3 separate regions of the Homo sapiens genome follow, and all the other regions are linked to region 3. Evidence: chromatin contacts called from ENCODE Hi-C or POLR2A ChIA-PET data. All regions are on one chromosome and are shown on one strand. Each heading gives the region's core, a stretch centred on a gene start or an enhancer-like site at or near the end of the contact. The rest is flanking DNA. Distances are from core to core; before and after follow the strand shown. Region 1 overlaps ARID5B (AT-rich interaction domain 5B). Region 2 overlaps LINC02625 (long intergenic non-protein coding RNA 2625). Region 3 has its middle 150 kb from the start of ZNF365.

Region 1 (2,700 bases), core at 193-2,692, 540 kb after region 3:
GTAATATGTCTTCTAATTATAGTTAATCACCATCTTATTTCATTTCCTATCATGTTTAACATTTTTTACTTATTAACACAAAATTTATTCAAAACATGATTAAAAATGTAGATGTCCACTTAAAACTGGGCAAAGGAATACATGGATTATTTTTTTCAAAAATCTTTTAGAGCAGCATTATTCAATAGAAACACAATGTGAGCCAACTTGTAATTAACACATTGAAAATGTAAACAGAAAACAGGTGAAATTAACTTTAGTAAGCTATTTTATCTAACCCAGTATATCCAAAATATTATTTTAACATGTGATCAATAGAAGTGATTACTGGCCGCACACGGTGGCTCACGCCTGTAATCCCAGCACTTTGGGAGGCTGAGGTGGGCGGATCTTGAGATCAGGAGATCGAGACCATCCTGGCTAATACAGCGAAACCCCGTCTCTACTAAAAATACAAAAAATTAGCCAGGCATGGTGGCACATGCCTGTAGTCCCAGCTACTTGGGAGGCTGAGGCAGGAGAATCACTTAAACCCAGGAGGCAGAGGTTGCGGTGAGCCGAGATTGCACCATTGCACTCCAGCCTGGGCGACAGTGCAAGACTCAAAAAAAAAAAAAAAAAGTAAAAGAAAAAAAAAGATTACTAGTGACATATTTACATTATTTTTTCATAGTAAGCTCTCAAAATATAGTGTGTATTTTACATTTATAGCATCTCTTGAAGTGGACAAGACACATTGCAAGGGCTTAGTTGTCACAGGTGGCTAGTGGCTACCTTATTGAACAGCATAGCTCTCTTTAGAGCGTCTGCCTGAAAAGAAATTTTAAAATCATTGTGTCCTGGGTCCGAAGAGGCACTTGGGAAAAATGAGGTTGTTCTGTGTACAGGTTCCTTTTGGCCAACTATCTTGAGATAAGATGTTCTGAAATATAGCTAGGAGAGGAGAACAGAACAGGAGGAAAAGCCTCACAGTGCCTGTTATTTCATTGTTCTGATACCCCAAAGCCCCAACAAAGACCCAAAGTTAGCAAGTATAGTTATTTTAGTAGAGATTCTCGCTTGCCACCTTTGGTTTCTGGTGAATAACAAAAATCAATTCAAAGTAAAATAATAATCTCTTAAAAGCTTCAACTGTTAAGACCTGGTGAGAGCCCTCTCCTCTGGGTTAAACATATCCTTCTGCTGTAACCAGCTACAGGTTCACTTGGTGCCATGTCCACAAAACCATCTGCTCTGTTTTCTGTCATGACACCCAGTTGTTCAGAATGGATATTTCTTTCTTTCTTTTTCTAGTGTGCACATTACTAAAAGTAATTTAACAGCTGAAAGAGATACTTATGAAACCTACTGGAAACTGAAACCACTATTTAATCTCACGGCAAAGCAGTCATATAAAAACTCCGGCACCTTCTAATGTGCTGTCACAGTGCACCATGGAAGAACATCATTGAAAGCTGATGATACAGATGTGCTCTGTTTTACTTCCTTTTTGTACAGGGTTAGTACTGAGTAAGCTGATGTAAGACAGGAGGAGGATGGCTCTAGTTTAGCCACCTTTCCCAAAGTACCTACCATCTGCTGAAAATCATTTCCACAGCAAATATCCCCTTTTCCCCAATCTCTAACATCCAAACCTACCTCTCTTTTCTCATAAAAGACAATAAACAAATTGCTCGTGACTACTATATTAATTCCAGTGATAGTTCTGTGGTTTCATACCATGAGTTACCAGTGCTACAGATCCCTGTTTCTGGGTATCTCTCAGATATTTCTTTAAGGTTATTTCTGTTTGAAAGGGTTGGCAAACTATGGGCCAAATTCAGCCCAACACCTGTTTTTGTAAATAAAGTTTTATTACAACATAGTCATGCACATTCATTTACATATTGTCTTTGGCTGCTTTTACACTACGACGGCACAGTTGTGTGATTATAGAGTGGTGCATTTGCCTCAGAGACCTTATGGTGCACAAATCTAAAATATTTACTATCTGGCTCTGCTGACCCTTGATCTAGAGAATATAGTCTTGCTGCCAGAAATCTGCTATTTTGGATCACGAATATCAGCTTAATTTCTAAGATACAGTTACTCTGTAACACTTGGCTGCATTTACTTGTTCAAGCTGGACTCTCCTTTCCAGAATATGGGTTCTTTGAAGGGCAGGAGCTAGGTCTGTAGCATGTCTGAATTCCTAACACCCTGGAAACAAGCGAAGCACATGATAGATTTTTAATTAATGTTGGTTCTTTTTCTGGTTATTCACTGTCCCTCTGTTCTCATCCTACTCCCGGATCTATTACCCATTCTTTCTTCCTTGCTCTGTGACCCCTGAATGTTGTATCATTGGGCTCCCTCATGGGCTGGCTGGCTTCTGCTTGTTCAGCCAATGGGAGACACCTAACAGATCGCATGTGGGAAAGAGTGAGAAGTTGTCATATTTCTTCTCTGCCCCATCTCTGCTTTGGCCTGGCAGCTCTGGCCAAGGCCACAGCTCCACCCTGACGGCAGCTTTCACCAGGTAGCACTATGTCTTCCTCTTGCTTCTTACTAGTGCCCAGATGTCTTCATGGTTCTTTTCACCCTAACCCCATCTCTATAGTCTTCCTTTGGTTCCTTTTGTTAAGCCTTGGGTTCCCAAACTGTAAAATGGACTTAAGAACAGTGACTTCCTGGGGGGTCTTTAACAGTAGTTAAAAGATG
Region 2 (2,700 bases), core at 26-2,525, 740 kb after region 3:
TTTACCTTTGATTTGCTGGGAATCTTTTCTTTAGAGCCCTTTCATGGACATTAATTATCAATTTTTATTTTTAAGCTGTGGATAGTTTACTCACCCTTGAGAGAAACTTTCTTATGTAAAAGTTGTTTTCCACGGTCCCAAGATGGAAAACGACAACTCTTTAATCAAAAGGCTCTGAGGTATTGGTGCCATCTTTGTCTCTGGTTCCCAAAGAATGTTCTTGGAATGCTGACACCATAAGGAAAGTGTGGGGCAGCAGGCCTTAAGGGAGATTGTTAAAGCAAGACCGACATCTTCTGTGCATAGCCAATGCCTGCTTTTTCTCCACCATCTTCTTCCAAGTGGTTATCATTCCTCCTCCATGGAGATCCTGCTTTTGCTGCCCTTTCCAGCCTTTAGCTGATACAGGGAGTATGGAAAACGTAGTGTTCCTTTAATGGTTTATAAAATCAGACCTTCTTAGGAGGTCACACCGAGGGGAATGTTGCTAAAAACAACTGGCTCTTTGGCAATGCTAATCTGCATTTTCCTAAAACACATATCCAAGAGGGAAAAAGTGCATGTGTTAAGATGAAGATGGAGAATGAAGTTATCGATCTTCTTAAAGTTCATAATGTTGGAAGGGTCATGAGAGAAACACACTCTCAAACTGAGTAATAATCTACAAAGAGTTAAAACAAAAGTTCCTCCAGCCATAGCTGCACCAAGAGAAGTGGGACAGAAGTTCTGATTGAGAACTTTGATTTGCCACAGATTGTTTGAGTCTTACATGAAATTTGGAAAGGTTCCCTGACATCAAAGGCTGTTTCTTTTGGCTAATCTATTGAGTATGTTGTACCTGTCCTCCCATGAGCCCCCCCACGACTGGGAACATATGTCAGATTCTTCTTGTGCCAGTAATTTAGAGGCTCGTGACAAGAAAATATCCTTTTTCTAAGAAAAAAAGAGAGGGTGGTCCTGGGGAATGTTAATGCAGCAGAGAATAGCAATGATTTACTCCTCCCTGAAAAAAATATGCCAAGTCTGATAGACCCATATCTGAATATTATCTGCATAATTTGAAAATAACACATAGAAGGAAATAGGCCCAATCTCAGTATCCTGTTCACATTTACATCTGGAACAGCTGCCAGGGCCTCTCAGAGTTGATTTTGTTCAGTTCTGCAGGGCCGATCTGAAACCCAGGCAGAAAATGAAAGTGAGCAAATTTACCTCTGGCATTCAAAGAAATGCTTTTGGTCAAAGTGAGTATTTCTGACCATGACTCATTTTCAAAAGAAGCATTGAATTCGCTTTGTCATCTTTGCCTGGATCGGGCTCAATCAGCCCTTTTATGATTTTTAAAATATCCTATATAGGCGGGATGGCATTTATTAGGCTTCAGTTATTCAATATTGCATTTCAATGTATAAAAGTCACTGTTCAATTGAATATTGAGTTTTCTGAGGAAGTAAACCTACAGAAAAGAAATTTGCAAGAATCTAAAATAAATGAGTTTGAGAAAGATCAAACTGCCCTATGGCTGTTTCAAAGATCAAAAGATCTCTCTTTTATAGAAATCAGGAGCAGTTTGAATAGCCTCTTTCCTCTATCGCAAAGCCCCATTTTTTCACTATCATTGATAGCTTGGGACTGCACCATAATGGTATGAAAGGCCCTGGGGAGGAGGGAAGACGATTTTATTCCCAAAAAGGACGCAGGACTTTTTCGTCTGAAATAGCTGGCTTTTAATTTAATTTGATCTGGAGCCCAGTAGAGTGAGCAAATGAAAACCTGTCCTTAGCTCCTTCAGGAGGAGCAGTGGCCTTGAGGGGCATGAGAGGGTCTCCTGATAATTGTTTTTAAAGGCTGCCGTGTATCTTTGTTTCTGCTTCTAGGAGAGGCTGGATTATATGGTAGATCGCTATCTTTGAGTTTATGTGTTATGCATAACCTTAGGAAGTTACTTAATCTTTGTAGATCTCAGCTACTTCATGTGTAAAATGGGGATAATAATATGTACCTTATTCTTGGAGTAAGCTCCTTCCAACTCAGGGCCTTTGCTGGTGCTGTTCCTTCCACTGGACTAATTCATGCTTGGCCCCAGAACCCAGCTGGAACAGCTTTTTTCTGGGAGGGCTTCCATGGACCCTCAGACCAAGTCATGCTAACTCCTCCTCCTCCTCCATTAGACCATGTGCTATGATTTTCCTTGTAGTACTTGCCTCAGTTATAATTGAAAACGTTTTGTGTAAGTACTGATGTCATGTCTGGCTCCCTCTATAAGGGATTAGGAAACCTAACTTATTCATCTGTCTCATAAACTAGAACAAAAACAAAATATTTATTGTATGAATGAAATCAACAAAGTCTACTAGCAAACGATAAGTGATTAAGAAATGGCAATTTCCCTTGTTCCCCTACACTGTGAGATCCTGGAAGCCAGGACAAGCCTTACCTCTTTACCAGAAGCACCTAGGGTGGGGTCTTGACAAAGTAGCTGATTCAGGAACATCTGTGGATGTGCACGTGGACATTGTCAATCATCTCTGTCTACCTATTTGCCTTCTTCCTCAGCCTGTTCTCTGTCTTCTATCTAAAAGTGCACTATCAATTTTCAGAGAGATGCTAGAACCCTTGTTCATTTTCTTATATGGCAACTTTTCTCTGTATAGTTTCATGAAACCTCCATACATGAAGTTTGCAGTGAGAGGCAAAAAA
Region 3 (2,700 bases), core at 171-2,670:
TCACGATAGGGACACAGGTCAGAGATAGCAATTAGTAATTAGTTAGAAATACATTGCAGTAGTCTAGGAAAGAAGTAATAGTGGCTCAGATCAGAGTAGTCATCATAGTAACACAGAGAGCCTCTTTGGCTTTTTTCATCTCACATTCATAGTCTATCCACCTTGATTTTCAAGATAAACAAGAGGATGTGGTCAAACAAAAAAGAGTCACTGTTTCAGTTCTTTTTTTTTTTTTTTCTGCCTCAAACAGAACCTTGATCTTTGTTAAAGTTCAGTATGAGGAACTGGTTTTGAATATTCGAGAGAAGAGAAAGTTTAGGAGTGAGGCTAGAGTAGGGCTGGAAACAGCATAGTTGTCTTCAAATAGCTAAAGGACTGTTTAATAGAAGAAACACTAAATGTATTATAAGCAAGCAGACACAAATAGAACTAAAGGAAAGACATTACAAGGAATCAGTTTAGCTTAATGGCAGGAAGAACTTGGTAATGGTTAAAGCTGTCTGTCTTAGTCTGTTTTCTGTTGCTTATAACAAAATACCTGAAACCGGGTAATTTATAAAGAAAAGGCATTTATTTGAACAGCAGGAAAATGGTGGATAGAAGGCAGGACTAACTTCCAGCTCCCACTCAGATGGACAGAGCAGCTTGTGGAGATGCACATTGTAAACTTTTACTCCAAGAACTACTGCAGGAACATACCCGGAAAGCCTAGAGAATCCACAGACCCTTTGAAGGAAGCAGATTGCTCCTGCAGGCCCCAGAAGATGGTTGAAAAAATGTGAGTGCCCAAAGTGTGAAAGGGGGATTGTCTGCCCTTGAACACACACCTTCACGGGGGAAACTGAAGGTCCAGATAATGGGAGAAGGATTTGATCTTACCTAGAGTTGAGACAAATTTAGAGAGCTAAGCAAAATACAAGGGTAGAAGTAGTGGGAAGAGCCCTGTGGGCTCTCTCGGTCCCCAGGGAAGCCATTTCTGACTTAGTCTCACAGAGATCCTTGGGAAGGGCTGCCAGAGGAACTGGGAAAAGACCACAGGGAGAAAGAAACTTCCAGCTGAACTTTGTAACAATTTCAACTGAACACAAATTTCCTCGATAGAAACTGGGGGAGGAGGTGAATCGGGAGTGGATACACAGCACAGAAGCCGCAGCAGGCAGGGAGGCACAAGACCTGAAAGCCCTGCTTGCTTTCTCAGCTAAAAGGCTAGTAGCCTGTGGCAAGTTCTCAGCCCTGCTCACTGGCTGCCTGGAAATAAACTCAGTGCTGTTGGTGGGGGCATGGTGGGAGTGAGACCAGCCTCTTGGGCTGCATGGGAGCTAGGTGAAGCCTGTAACTGCCAGCTTTCCCCGACTTCCCTGGTGACCTGCATGACACATCAGAGGCAGCTACAATCCCCCTGGGAACATAACTTCACTGGCCTGAGAACCACATCCCCATACCCCACAGCAGCTGCAGCAAGCCCCACCCAAGGAGAGCCTGAGCTCAGACAGGCCTAACCCTGCCCCGACCTGATGGTCTTTCTCTACCCACCCTTGTAGCCAAAGACAAAGGACATAATCTCTTCGGAGCTCTAGGGCTCCACCCACTGCCTTGATCCTCCCTATACTATGGCAACTGATGCTCCCCTGAAAGTGCCACCTCCTGGCTGGAGGCCAACAAATACAAAACTAGTGCAATAGACAAAACTACAACTAAGGACCCTCACAGAATCCATTTCACTCCCCTGCCAACTCCACCAAAACAGGTGCTGGTATCCAAGACTGAGACACCTGAAGATGGTAGACATGAAAATGGTTCACATCACAGGACTTTGGTCAGACACTCCCCAGTACCAGCCCAGAACCCAGTAGCTCCACTGAGTGGCTACATCCAGAAGAGAAATAACTGCAGTTTGGCTCTCAGGAAGCCACATCCTTAGGGGAAGGGGAGAGCACTACATCAAGGGAGCACCCCTTGGGACAAAGAATCTGAACAGCAGCTCTTGAGTCCCAGATCTTCCCTCTGACATAGTCTGTCCAAATGAGAAGGAATCAGAAAAACAGTTTTGGTAAAATGACAAAACATGTTTCTTTAACACCTCCAAAAGATCACACTAGCTCACCAGCAATGGATCCAAACCAAGAAGAAGTCTCTGAATTGCCAGAAAAAAAATTCAGAAGGTCGATTATTAAGCAAATTAAGGAGACACCAGAGAAAGATGAAGTCCAACTTAATGAAACCAAAACAATGATACAGGAAATGAAGGTGATATGGTTTGGCTGTGTCCCCACCCAAATCTCATCTTGAATTGTAGCTCCCATAATCCCTATGTGTCATGGGAGGGACACAGTGGGAGGTAATTGAATCATGGGAGCAGAGTTTTTCCCATGCTGTTCTCATGATAGTGAATAAGTCTCATGAGATCTGATGGTCTTATTAAGGGCAATTCCCCTGCACATGCTTTCTTGCAGCCATGTAAGATGTGCCTTTGCTCTTCCTTTGCCTTCTGCCATGATTGTGAGGCCTCCCCAGCCATGTGGAACTGTGAGTCCATAAAACCTCTTTTTCTTTATAAATTACCAAGTCTTGGGTATTTCTTCGTAGCAGTATGAAAATGGACTAATACAGAAGGGAAAAATCTTCGGTGAAATAGCATAAATAGAAAACAATCACAATTTTTGGAAATGAAGGACATACTTAGAGAAATGCAAAATACAC

What was found. A loop is a pair of places that touch in the nucleus more often than their neighbours do. ChIA-PET counts read pairs that join two places held with the same protein, here RNA polymerase II (POLR2A). Pooled maps may share reads with other maps.
Region 1: a loop to region 3 is called in a pooled map, with 6 times the contacts of the local background. The contact joins two enhancer-like sites. A Hi-C loop is called at or near these places in 8 of 50 pooled maps. POLR2A ChIA-PET finds 5 or more read pairs at or near these places in 3 of 52 experiments (CD8-positive, alpha-beta memory T cell, WTC11 and activated CD4-positive, alpha-beta T cell).
Region 2: a loop to region 3 is called in a pooled map, with 4 times the contacts of the local background. The contact joins two enhancer-like sites. A Hi-C loop is called at or near these places in 1 of 37 single-sample maps with no recorded cell type and 1 of 50 pooled maps. POLR2A ChIA-PET finds 5 or more read pairs at or near these places in 1 of 52 experiments (activated T-cell).

Annotation. Positions count from the first base shown.
Region 1 is chr10:61,986,858-61,989,557 of GRCh38, reverse strand. The region is part of intron 3 of ARID5B (AT-rich interaction domain 5B); the gene reads right to left. Among named protein-coding and RNA genes, the nearest start is that of ARID5B, 87 kb to the right of the region's middle. RefSeq lists enhancers at 1,146-1,395, 2,496-2,635, 2,635-2,700. Within about 2 kb of position 1,442, at least 7 of the 41 ENCODE cell types and tissues checked have a DNase peak (open chromatin) inside an H3K27ac peak, as active enhancers do.
Region 2 is chr10:61,785,411-61,788,110 of GRCh38, reverse strand. All of the region lies in intron 3 of LINC02625 (long intergenic non-protein coding RNA 2625), which reads left to right. Among named protein-coding and RNA genes, the nearest start is that of LINC02625, 81 kb to the left of the region's middle. Within about 2 kb of position 1,275, at least 5 of the 41 ENCODE cell types and tissues checked have a DNase peak (open chromatin) inside an H3K27ac peak, as active enhancers do.
Region 3 is chr10:62,526,176-62,528,875 of GRCh38, reverse strand. No RefSeq gene overlaps it. Among named protein-coding and RNA genes, the nearest start is that of ZNF365, 150 kb to the right of the region's middle. RefSeq lists an enhancer at 1,326-1,545. Within about 2 kb of position 1,420, at least 5 of the 41 ENCODE cell types and tissues checked have a DNase peak (open chromatin) inside an H3K27ac peak, as active enhancers do.